Regions from separate parts of the Homo sapiens genome. Here region 1 is linked to region 2. Evidence: read pairs that join two places in POLR2A ChIA-PET (ENCODE). Cell type or tissue: OCI-LY7. All regions are shown on one strand. Each heading gives the region's core, and the rest is flanking DNA. Links, peaks and the distances in the headings are about the cores only. Region 1 overlaps NAA15 (N-alpha-acetyltransferase 15, NatA auxiliary subunit). Region 2 overlaps ELF2 (E74 like ETS transcription factor 2).

Evidence for each region. ChIA-PET counts read pairs that join two places held together with the same protein. Peaks named below come from ENCODE experiments on the same cell type or tissue, not always from the same donor. Only the 100,000 strongest peaks of a DNase experiment are listed, where the experiment ranks them.
Region 1: POLR2A ChIA-PET joins it to region 2 with 5 read pairs; 3 of 35 experiments call an interaction of 5 or more read pairs at or near these places.

What each region holds. Positions count from the first base shown.
Region 1 is chr4:139,320,540-139,325,925 of GRCh38, reverse strand. All of the region lies in intron 1 of NAA15 (N-alpha-acetyltransferase 15, NatA auxiliary subunit), which reads right to left. Among named protein-coding and RNA genes, the nearest start is that of NDUFC1, 21 kb to the right of the region's middle. In OCI-LY7, for the core only: no CTCF peak of the experiment used is centred there; no DNase peak of the experiment used is centred there; H3K27ac peaks cover 810 bases.
Region 2 is chr4:139,127,985-139,133,370 of GRCh38, reverse strand. The region is part of intron 3 of ELF2 (E74 like ETS transcription factor 2); the gene reads left to right. Among named protein-coding and RNA genes, the nearest start is that of ELF2, 47 kb to the left of the region's middle. In OCI-LY7, for the core only: no CTCF peak of the experiment used is centred there; no DNase peak of the experiment used is centred there.

The DNA of each region.
Region 1 (5,386 bases), core at 86-5,085, 190 kb before region 2:
CGGCTGGGCATGGTGGCTCACACCTGTAATCCCAATACTTTGGGAGGCTGAGGTGAGAGGATCGCTTGAGGCAGGAGTTTGAGACCCACTGTCTCTACAAAAAAATTAAAAATTAGCTGGGCATGGTGGCATGCCTGTACTCCCTGCTACTCATGAACCTGAGATGGGAGGACGGCTTGAGCCCAGGAGTCCAAGGCTGCAGTGAGCCGTGATGGTAACACTGCACTCCAACCTGAGCGACAGAACAAAACACTGTCTCTTAAAAAATAAATAAAATTGATATTCTTACTTGACATGCACAATGTAACTTTATTTTACATAGCTGATTTTTAAAATATTCAGGATTCCAATTGGTATTTTTGGTGGTGTGACTGGAAACACCTTTATTTGTTTATCGTATGTTTTTCAAAGAGACTCCTCGGTAACATTTAATCAGCATGATAATCCCATAAGCACAAAAGGTTTAATCCTTATTGTAGAGGTAAAATTTAGAAAACAAGTAACTTACCCCAGATTACATACCTAACTAGTGGCAAAATTTAAGACTATAATTTAGGCTCTCTGACTCCTGGTTAAAAGCTCTTTCCATCACCTACAGAAATTTTATTAAATGTTAAAGGTTATTAAACCCAAAATTTTTATCTTTTAAAAGATCTTCTAATCAACAAATTCAACTGTTACATTGCTTACCCAGTCTTATAATCAAATGGACAATAAAAATGCCCAAAATAAAGTGAGAAGTGAACATACAAAATTAAACTAGATAATCCCCTCCAAATAACTGACAGGAAAATTAAAAACTAAACCCCCCGCCCCTTGAATGAGATATGTTTACATTACAGCAGTTAGCTTTTTACTTCATCATACTTAGAACAGTAACTGAGTTTTAGATCCTAATGATTATGTTCTCAATTAATGAAATTCAGCTATGTCCTTATTGAAATTATATTCAATGCCATTAATTCAATTATCTCCTGTCAATGTGAGCTGTAAAAATAATTCAGAATGGCAGGCCCCTCCAAATAACTACTACTAATTCATTTCTCCTCAACAAGAACCAACGTGCATTTAAGTAAATAGATCTCAATTTTTTTCACGAAATGCACTACTTCTATAATAGGTCACTTATTACAAAGGAGAATAGAAAGGAAAAAGTAACAAAAAATATCCAATTTGGATGTTGGCCAGGCTGGTCTTGAACTCCAACCTCTGGTGATCCCCCTGCCTCGGCCTCCTGAAGTGCTGGGATTACAGGCGTGAGCCACTGCGCCCGGCCCTAAACTAACTTTTTAGGGAACTTACTTTGCTTTTATTTACGGAAAGTGAAATGCAAAATACTACATATGGTATACTTTCAACATATGTTTTACATTCAATTCACTTAAAACAGGTTTTATAAAGTGACACAGTAGACAGACATTTTCAGTTCTCCACAGAAGAATCATTGCATTAAACAGAAATACAGGTCTACATTCCCTCATCTGAAACTCTTGTGTTTGGGGAGTTCTTGAAATTTCAAAACTGTGAATAAGGATTTCCCTTGCTATGGAAGAAATGCCAGAGTATCTATTTGTCCTCCTACCTGTAACACCTGCATATGTTAGTTCAAAATCTAACATAATACTTTCAAAAATACTAGAAGAATAATGCAGGCTATTGTTTTTCAACAGGAATTAACATTTAAAATTTTAACACTCTGCTATAGAAACAATGAAGCAAAGAAGCAAACCAGGATATAATTAAAACAAACTGGGCTGGACTCATGCCTGTAACTGCAGCACTTTGGGAGGTGGAGGTGGGCAGATTGCTTGAGCAGGAGTTCCAGACAACCCTGGGAAACATGGTGAAACCCTGTCTCTACAAAAAATACAAAAATTAGCTGGGCCTGGTGGTACATACCTGTAGTCTCAGCTACTGGGGAGGCTGAGGTGGGAGGATTGCATGAATCTGGGAGGACAAGGCTGCTGCACTATAGCCTGGGCAACAGCAAGACTTGCCTCAAAAAACAAGAGACTGAATTGTTCTAATAGATAATAAAGTCGCATGTGCTAAATTCTGGCACCATACACTCTGAGACTTCTGCTCCCAAATGTATAAGAATAACTGACACTAGATGAGGTTCCTGCCAACTATAAAACTGGAAAGTAAACATAAAATAGCTGTTTTCAGCTGTTGGACAAAAGCCAATACAGGACTACCGTTTCAGAAGAGAAGCAGGGTAAATCCCAAGAAAAATCCCTATTTGTCTCTAGAAGCATCTTCCAGACTGCAGAATAGGTGTAAGAGGTGTAGGGGTGTGGGTGGGGGACCTAAACAGAGCTTAGCAGTCTCACTGACCTGAGTAGATATGAGAATTAGAAACTGCTGGAATTTATGGGGCAGGGTGCTACAGAGAACTATATATAGAAGAGGCTTCAGAAATCTGCCACAGGAGTTGGACACGGTGGCTCACGCCTGTAATCCCAGCACTTTGGGAGGCTGAGGAGGGCAGATCACTTGAGGTCAGGAGTTCAAAACCAGTCTGGCCAACATGGCAAAACCCCGTCTCTACTAAAAATACAAAAATTAGCCAGACATAGTGGCACATGCCTGTAATCCTAGACCTTTGGGAGGCCAAGGCCAAGGTGCATCACCTGAGGTCAGGAGTTCGAGACCAGCCTGGCCAACATAGTGAAACCACATCTCTACTAAAAATACAACAATTAGCTGGGCATGGTGGCAGGCGCCTGTAATTCCAGCTCCTCAGGAGGCTGAGGCAGGAGAATCGCTTGAACCCAGGAGCTGGAGGTGACAGTGAGCCAAGATCATACCACTGCACTCCAGCCTGGGTGACAAGAGCAAAACTCTATCTCAAAAAAAAAAAAAAAAAAAAGAAAAGAAAAGAAAAAGAAATCTGCCACAGGAATCCTCCATCCTCCGTCAAATACTAAGCTGAGGCTGGGAGCGGTGGCTTATGCCTGCAATCCCAGCTATTGGGGAGGACAAGGTGGGCGGGTCACTTGAGGTCAGGAGTTCGAGACCAACCTGGCCAACACGGTGAAACCCATCTCTACTAAAAATAGGAAAATTAGCCAAGCATGGTGGTGCATGCCTGTAATCCCAGCTACTCGGGAGGCTAAGGCACAAGAATCGCTTGAACCCAGGAGGTGGAGGTTGCAGTGAGCCAAAATTGCCCTATTGCACTCCAGCCTGGGCAACAGAGCAAGACTCCGTCTCAAAAATAAAAAATACACACATATACACACTCACACAGAGTAGGCTGAACAGGTACACAGCAAAGGTCTATGAAAGCTGGGCAAAGAACAATTACCAAGTAGCATGAGCCTAACAACTACTGGTGCTCATGCATGGCTGGCAGACATTTGAATTCCAAGTATCAAGTTAAGAGACTACGTTAAAGACTGCAGAATTCAGCAGAGATCCAGAAAGCTCACACCTTAGGAATAAGATTAATCTAGACCCATGTATTAGTCCATTTTCATGCTGCTGATAAAGACATACCTGAGACTGGGCAATTTACAAAACAAAGAGGTTTATTGGACTTACAGTTCCATGAGGCTGGAGGAGCCTCACAATCATGGCAGAAGGTGAAAGGCATGCCTTATATAGCAGCAAACAAGAGAAGAGAGCTTGTGCAGGGAAACTCCCCTTTTTAAAACTGTCAGATCTCATGAAACTCATTCACTATCATGAGAACAGCACAGGAAAGACCCTCCCCCATGATTCAATTACCTCCTACCAGGTCCCTCCCACAACACGTGGGAATTCAAGATAAGATTTGGGTGGGGACACAGCCAAACCATATCAACCCATCTTTATTAAAACTTAAAAACAAGCCTCAAAAAGTATAAGCTGATAAACAAGCAAATTGTCTGCCAAAACAAAACTCTATTAAGAAAGGCAAGAGGATCCAGACATTAAATATCCTAGGATCCATACTATACAAAATTATGGGAGGAAAATTACTATAAATTCCAAGCAGGAAACTAACCCATGACCTACAGGAGAAAGAAATCAATAAAAAAAGAGTCAGAAATATTAATAACAATGACGTAAGTAGCTGAGACTTCAAAACAAGTTACTATTATGTAACACTAAAGGATTTAAAGCAAAACACAAAGGCAACAAAAAAACAAATGAGGGGGCCAGGCACGGTGGCTCACACCTGTAATCCCAGCACTTTGGGAGGCTGAGGCAGGCAGATCATGAGGTCAGGAGATCGAGACCATCCTGGCTAACACAGTGAAACCCCATCTCTACTAAAAATACAAAAAAAAAAAAAAAAAATTAGCCAGGCGTGGTGGCGGGTGCCTGTAGTCCCAGCTACTCGGGAGGCTGAGGCAGGAGAATGGCATGAATCCGGGAGGCGGAGCTTGCAGTGGGCAGAGATTTCACCACTGCACTCCAGCCTGGGCAACAAAGCGAGACTCCGTTTCAAAAAAAAAAAAAAAAAACAAATAAGGGCCAGGCACTGTGGCTCAAGTTTGTAATCCCAGTGCTTCTGGAGTCTGAGGCAGGAGGATCACTTGAGGACAGGAGTTTGAAACTAGTATGGGAAACACAGTGAGACCCAGATTCTCCACAAAAAAATAAGTAAAAGGCTATAAATTTTTTTTAAGAAGAAACAGAAAATCTCAATGAAGAAATGGAAACTATTTTTAAAATGGAAATGTTTAATAGAAGTCACCTTAAGAAATTAGAAAAAACAAGAGCAAATTTAACCCAACATAAGCAGAAGCAAATAATAAAAACAGAGTCGATTAAATAGAAAAAAATTAGAAATATTTGGCTTTGGCAAAAGAAAAAATACGAAAAAATAAGAAAAACAGAAGAAATTTGTGAAATCAAAAGCTGGTTCTTTGAGAAGATCAAAAAAAAAATGAATAAATCTCTAGCTAGACACAGTCACAAAAGTGCACAGCACAGAATAGCTTATTAAAGGCCCAGCTTTCTAGCCAGAGGATAAAAAGAAGGTGGCTGGGTGAGGTGGCTCCCACCAGTAACCTCAACACTTTGGGAGGCCCAGGCAGGAGGACTGCTTGAAGCTAGGAGTCAAGATCAGCCTGGGCAACATGATGAGTCTCAGTCTCAAAAAACACCAGGGAGGCCAGACGCAGAGGCTCACACCTGTAATCCCAACACTTTGGGTGGCCGAGGTGGGCGGATCACCTGAGGTCAGGAGTTCGAGACCAGCCTGCCCAACATGATGAAACCCCGTCTCTATTAAAAATACAAAAATTAGCCAGGCGTGGTGGCATGCGCCTGTAGTCCCAGCGGCTCAGGAGGCAGAGGCAGGAGAATCGCTTGAACCCAGGAGATGGAGGTTGCAGTGAGCCGAGATCATGCCACTGCACTCCAGCCTGGACGACAGAGTGAGACTCCGTGT
Region 2 (5,386 bases), core at 161-5,160:
TTATTAACTATCAGGGAAATGTAAATTAAAACCACAAGGCGATCCTACTAAATAAACAGAATGAGGAAAATTGATGAGAGTGATACCACATGTTGGAAAGGATAAGGAGCAGCTAAACCTCTCCTTATCCTTATTGCTTATAAGAATGTAGGCTGGGCGTGGTGGCTCACGCCTGTAATCCCAGCATTTTCGGAAGCCGAGGCGGGCGGATCACGAGGTCAGGAGATTGAGAACATCCTGGCTATCGCAGTGAAACCCCGTCTGTACTAAAAATACAAAAAATTAGCCGGGCATGGTGGCGGGTGCCTGTAGTCCCAGCTACTTGGGAGGGTGAGGCAGGAGTGGAGTGAACCCGGGAGGCTGAGCTTGCAGTGAGCCGAGATTGGGGGAGGCGGAGCTTACAGTGAGCAGAGATTGCGCCACTGCACTCCAGCCTGGGGACAGAGCAAGACTTCGTCTCTCCCTCACCCCCACCAAAAAAAAAAATTACATATTTTATATATATATATATATATATATATATATATATGTAAAGTAATATAACCACTTTGGAAAATTGAGTACTTGCAAAATTAAATGTACAATTGCCATGTGATCTGATAATTTGACTCTTAGGTAAATATGTAATGGAACGGAAAGGAAGGGGAGGAAAGACCAGGATGTTCATAGGAGCATTACCGCCATATGAAGACAGGCAAATGGATAAGCAATTGACATATCTACAATAGAATTTTCAGCAATGAAGGGAGATGAAGTATTGATACATGCAGCAATATGTATAAATATCAGCAGTAAAGAAGTTGGACACAAAAGAGAACTGTTGATTTCAATGTAAAATTTGAGAAAAGGCAGATCTATAGGGATAGAAATCTATAGGGATAGATCAGTGGTTGCCTAGGTCTGCGTGTATGTGTGTGTGTGCATGCACATGTGGTGGGGATTGACGGGTAAAGTTAGGTATGAGGGAACTTTCTGGGGTGATGGAAATGTTCTATTTCTTGACTGTGATGGTAGTTACAGGGATGTTTACATTTGTGAAAATTCATAAGAAAAATAAAAAGATTTTCATCTGGTGAGGCATATTCTTCCACAAGTTTTATATTTTGCAAATGGATTCCTTTTTAAAGTTGTCAAATTACCTGTTACTGGCTTTATTTATTTTATTTTTTTGGTTTTTGTACCAATTGTTATTTTTAAATGAAAAAAGTATTTTGATATTTCTTAATTACCAGGATCATTGTAAAAAACAATAAACTCAGACATACTGAGAAAATGAAAATCCATCTTTTGTCTGCTCACCTCTCTTTCACCAGGTTAATAATTTGAGGTGTATTTTTTCCAGACTTTTAAATGTATATGCTAAATAAATATATAAATGGAATCAGACAACAGTACTATTCTATGGCTCATTTTCCTCCTCCTTCCACCCCCTCTTGTTTGTATCATGGATATTTTTCCATGCCAGTATATAGCTCTAACTGCCTTAATTGCTTAATTGATATTGAATAGTCTCTCATTGTATGGATGTTTGTTAGTATGGGTGTATGTTTTCTATCTCTTTTTTTTTTTTTTGGCATTATGAACATCTAGCTTAGGGGACTTGTCTTAAAACTGGGTTTGCATAGCAAGTGCACCATTATTTATTCTAGTGACGTATTTATTTGGAGTGGTTTCTGGGGTTAAACCATGAGAGGTAGGGGAGATGAGTCCTCCCTAAAGCCTGCCAAACGGCATTTTTCAGTTTTGATAAGATTTTTTAAGGTAACCTTACTCTACCTCGAAAGAGAAAATGTGGAACAAATTTATGTACTTTTCACATACTCCTGAATTTTATTATCTTTCTATATATTCCTAAAGTACATTGAGAAAAGGATTACAATACCACTGCTTTCAGCCATTTCATTGTACTTGTCTTTGGAAACTTCTGATACCTGGAGAGCAATGACTGAGTGCATATAAAAGCACTTTCTAGGTAAACACTGCAGCATTGCACTTGTCTTGCCTCTTTAAACTAAGAATCTCTCTCCTTAAATGGAAGTTTTTGAGATCACTGTTAATACTTACAGTAGGGTTGCCAGATAAAATACAGGATGTCTAGTTAAATTTGAATTTCAGATAAACAACAAATGACTTTTTACTTTAAGTATGTCCCAAATATTGCATGGGACATTCTTACAGTTATTATTCAGTGTTTCTCTGAAATTCAAATTTAACTGGGTATCCTGTATTTTTTTATTTGCACCCTAGCTTGTAGGGAATTAGACAGCTTGTGCCAAGACCCATGGTGACTTGAGCAAAGTAATGCTAAGTAAAATAACCTTGTACATGTGTTATTTTTTGCTATTTTATTTTTAAGCAAAGACTCCTGGTTTCTTCTCTTCCATCCCCTTTCTCCCATAAAAATAGCTACTCTTCTACACAGTACAAGGCAATAATTATCTGAATAGCTGCATGCAGTGTCCTCTGGTCTGTATCATATGGCAGAAAAAAGGCTCATGAAGTTACTTGCCTCCATAGATGAGCAAATGTTGAACTTATAAATACCTGTTAATATTAAAATTTGTTGACTTTATTATTCTTTGAGCCAAGCTACAAATATCTGTACTTAAATGCCACTTTAGTTTATATGAAGCATGTGTTATTAAGGAGGATATAAAAATTGACTACGATATAACTCTTGCTCTCAAATATCCTACTAACCAGTCAAGGAGTTGTATATGTAAACACATAATTATAATATGGGACAATGAACAGTGGTAATATTAGGCAAACAACTTGTTCTATAAATACGTAGGATAGAAAAATTAATTCAGATTGGAGGATTATAGAAGATTCCCTGGAACTTGATGAAAAGCCTTCAGTAGATGAAAAGGATTTGGACAGATGTGAAGGCTACAAAATAACATGAGCAAAAGTCTTGGAAATGTTCACATTTAGGAATTAGAAGCAATGCCACTAATCAATTTATGTTAAGTAATGTAGGGAAATAAGATATAAAGGTGGTATATTAGTTTCTTGGGGTTGCTGTAACAAAGTACTGTAAACTAGGTTGCTTAAACAACAGAAATTTATTGTGTTACAGTTCTGGAGGTCAGAATTTAGGAATCAAGGTGTTGATAGATTTTTTTTTTATTGTTGTTTGTTTTTTTTTGAGGGCTAGGAGGGAGAATCTCTTTAATGCCTCTCTCCTAGCTTCTGGTAGCCTCAGGCACTCCTTGGCTTGTAGATGGTGTTCTCCCTGTGTCTTTCCATGGTTTTCCTTCCCATTTGTGTGTCTCAGAGTCCAAATTTCCCTTTTGTAAGGACATAGTCAGATTGGGTGAGGGCTCATCTTAATTATCTTGTCTTAACTTGATCATCTGCAAAGACCTTATTTCCAGATAAGGTCACATTCACAGAAGCTAGGGGTTAAAACTTCATCTTTTTGGGGGACACAATTCAGCCCATGACAGGTGGGTTGGGGTTATATTTCAGAGTGTTAAAGCCATTGTTTAATTTGTTAAACTTTCCTTTTAGACCAAAGGGGAGTCATTAATGCTTTTTATGCAAGGAAGTAACACAAACAGTTCTGATTGTGATGTGAAAAGGTGCCCTCTAAAGTTGAGGGCAAATAGTAGATTTGAAGACTATTTCTATTGTTAAAATATAATATCAGCTGTCACTAATTGAATAACTTACTCTGTGCTTTGTACTTATACTATGCTAAGAACTTTGTGCATATAAAGTCATGGGACTTTAAAGGACAGAAATATTAAAATCTCTTTTTTAAATATGAAGAAACCAAGATTTAAAGAACACAGAATGGGGAAACAGGGACAGATGTAGATAATTTGTGCCATTTAGACATGTTAAGCTTGAAGTGTTGACTGAGTATTCCTGTAGTGATGTTAAAGTTGGTAGTTTAAAATTTGGTTTTGGAATTCAGAAGATGAGTCAGAGTAGAGGACAAATACTTAGTCATTATCAGCATAGAGGTGCTATTTGAAACCATAAGAATGGGTGGGCTTACTTGAGAAGGTAGTATAGGGCAAAAAGAAAGGAGACACTGAGGATAGAACCTCACTAAGTTGGCTAGACTTGAGTCTATGGAGATGAAAGAAGAGTCAGAGGAGACGCTTGAAAGTAGAGTGGTAGGCCGGGGGTAGTCGCTCATGCCTGTCATCCCAGCACTTTGGGAGGCTGAGGCGGGCGGATCACCTGAGGTCAGGAGTTTGAGACTAGCCTGACCACCATGAAGAAACCCTGTCTCTACTAAAAATACAAAATTAGCTGGACATGGTGGCACATGCCTGTAATCCCAGCTACTCAGGGGGCTGAGGCAGGAGAATCACTTGAACCTGGGAGGCAGAGGTTGCGGTGTGTCAAGATTGCGCCATTGCACTCCAGCCTGGGCAACGAGCGAAACTCCATTTCAAAAAAGAAAGTAGAGTGGTAGAGAAAGTTGGAAGAATGAATTTTTTAAATGAGGGTAATAATAAATGTATGAGTCTGCGGGGAGGCAGTAGAGATTGAAAACTGAAATAGAATTTGGTCGTTATTAACATTTTGAGGCTGGGTATGGTGGCCCATGCTTGTAATGCCAGCACTTTGGGAGGCTGAGGCAAGTGGATTGCTCGAGTCCAGGAGTTCAAGACCAGCCTGGGCAACATGGTGAAACCCTGTCTCTACCAAAAATACACAAATTAGCTGGGAGTGGTGGCACATGCCTGTAGTCCCAGCTACTCAGGAGGCTGAGGTGGGAGGATGGTTTGAGCCTGGGAGGCAGAGGTTGCGGTGAGCCATGATTGTGCCACTGCACTCCAACCTGGGCGACAGAGCTAGACCCTGTCTCAAAAAAAAAAAAAAAGCAAAAAAATATTTTTAGAGAATAGCTTCAGTGAGGTGGTGGAACATAGATTACAAGGAATATATAGATAAGTCAAGGAGTTAGACTATTTTTTTGAGAAATGTATACAAGTATACGTCTCGATCGATCAGTTAAAGTTCAGTTAAAGAACTTCTTTAATTGGACTTGTTGCCTTTTAACTTCAGTTAAAGATCAGTTAAAAGTTCAGTTAAAAGAAATGAGAGTTTAATATTTTTCTTTTTTTTTTTAATTTTTGAGACTTGTTCTCAGTTGCCAGGCTGGAGTGCAAAGGCATGATTATGGCTCACTGCAGCCTTCACCTACTGGGTTCAAGCAATCCTCTTGCCTCAGCCTCCCAAGTAGCTAGGACTATAGGCAAGAGCCACAACGCCCGGCTGATATTTATTTTTTATTTTTTCTAGAGATAGGGTCTCCCTATGTTGCCCAGGCTGGTCTTGAACTCCTGGGCTCAAGCAGTCCTCCTGCCTTGGCCTCCCAAAGTTTTGGGATTACAGGTGTGAGCCGCTGAACCTGGTCTGA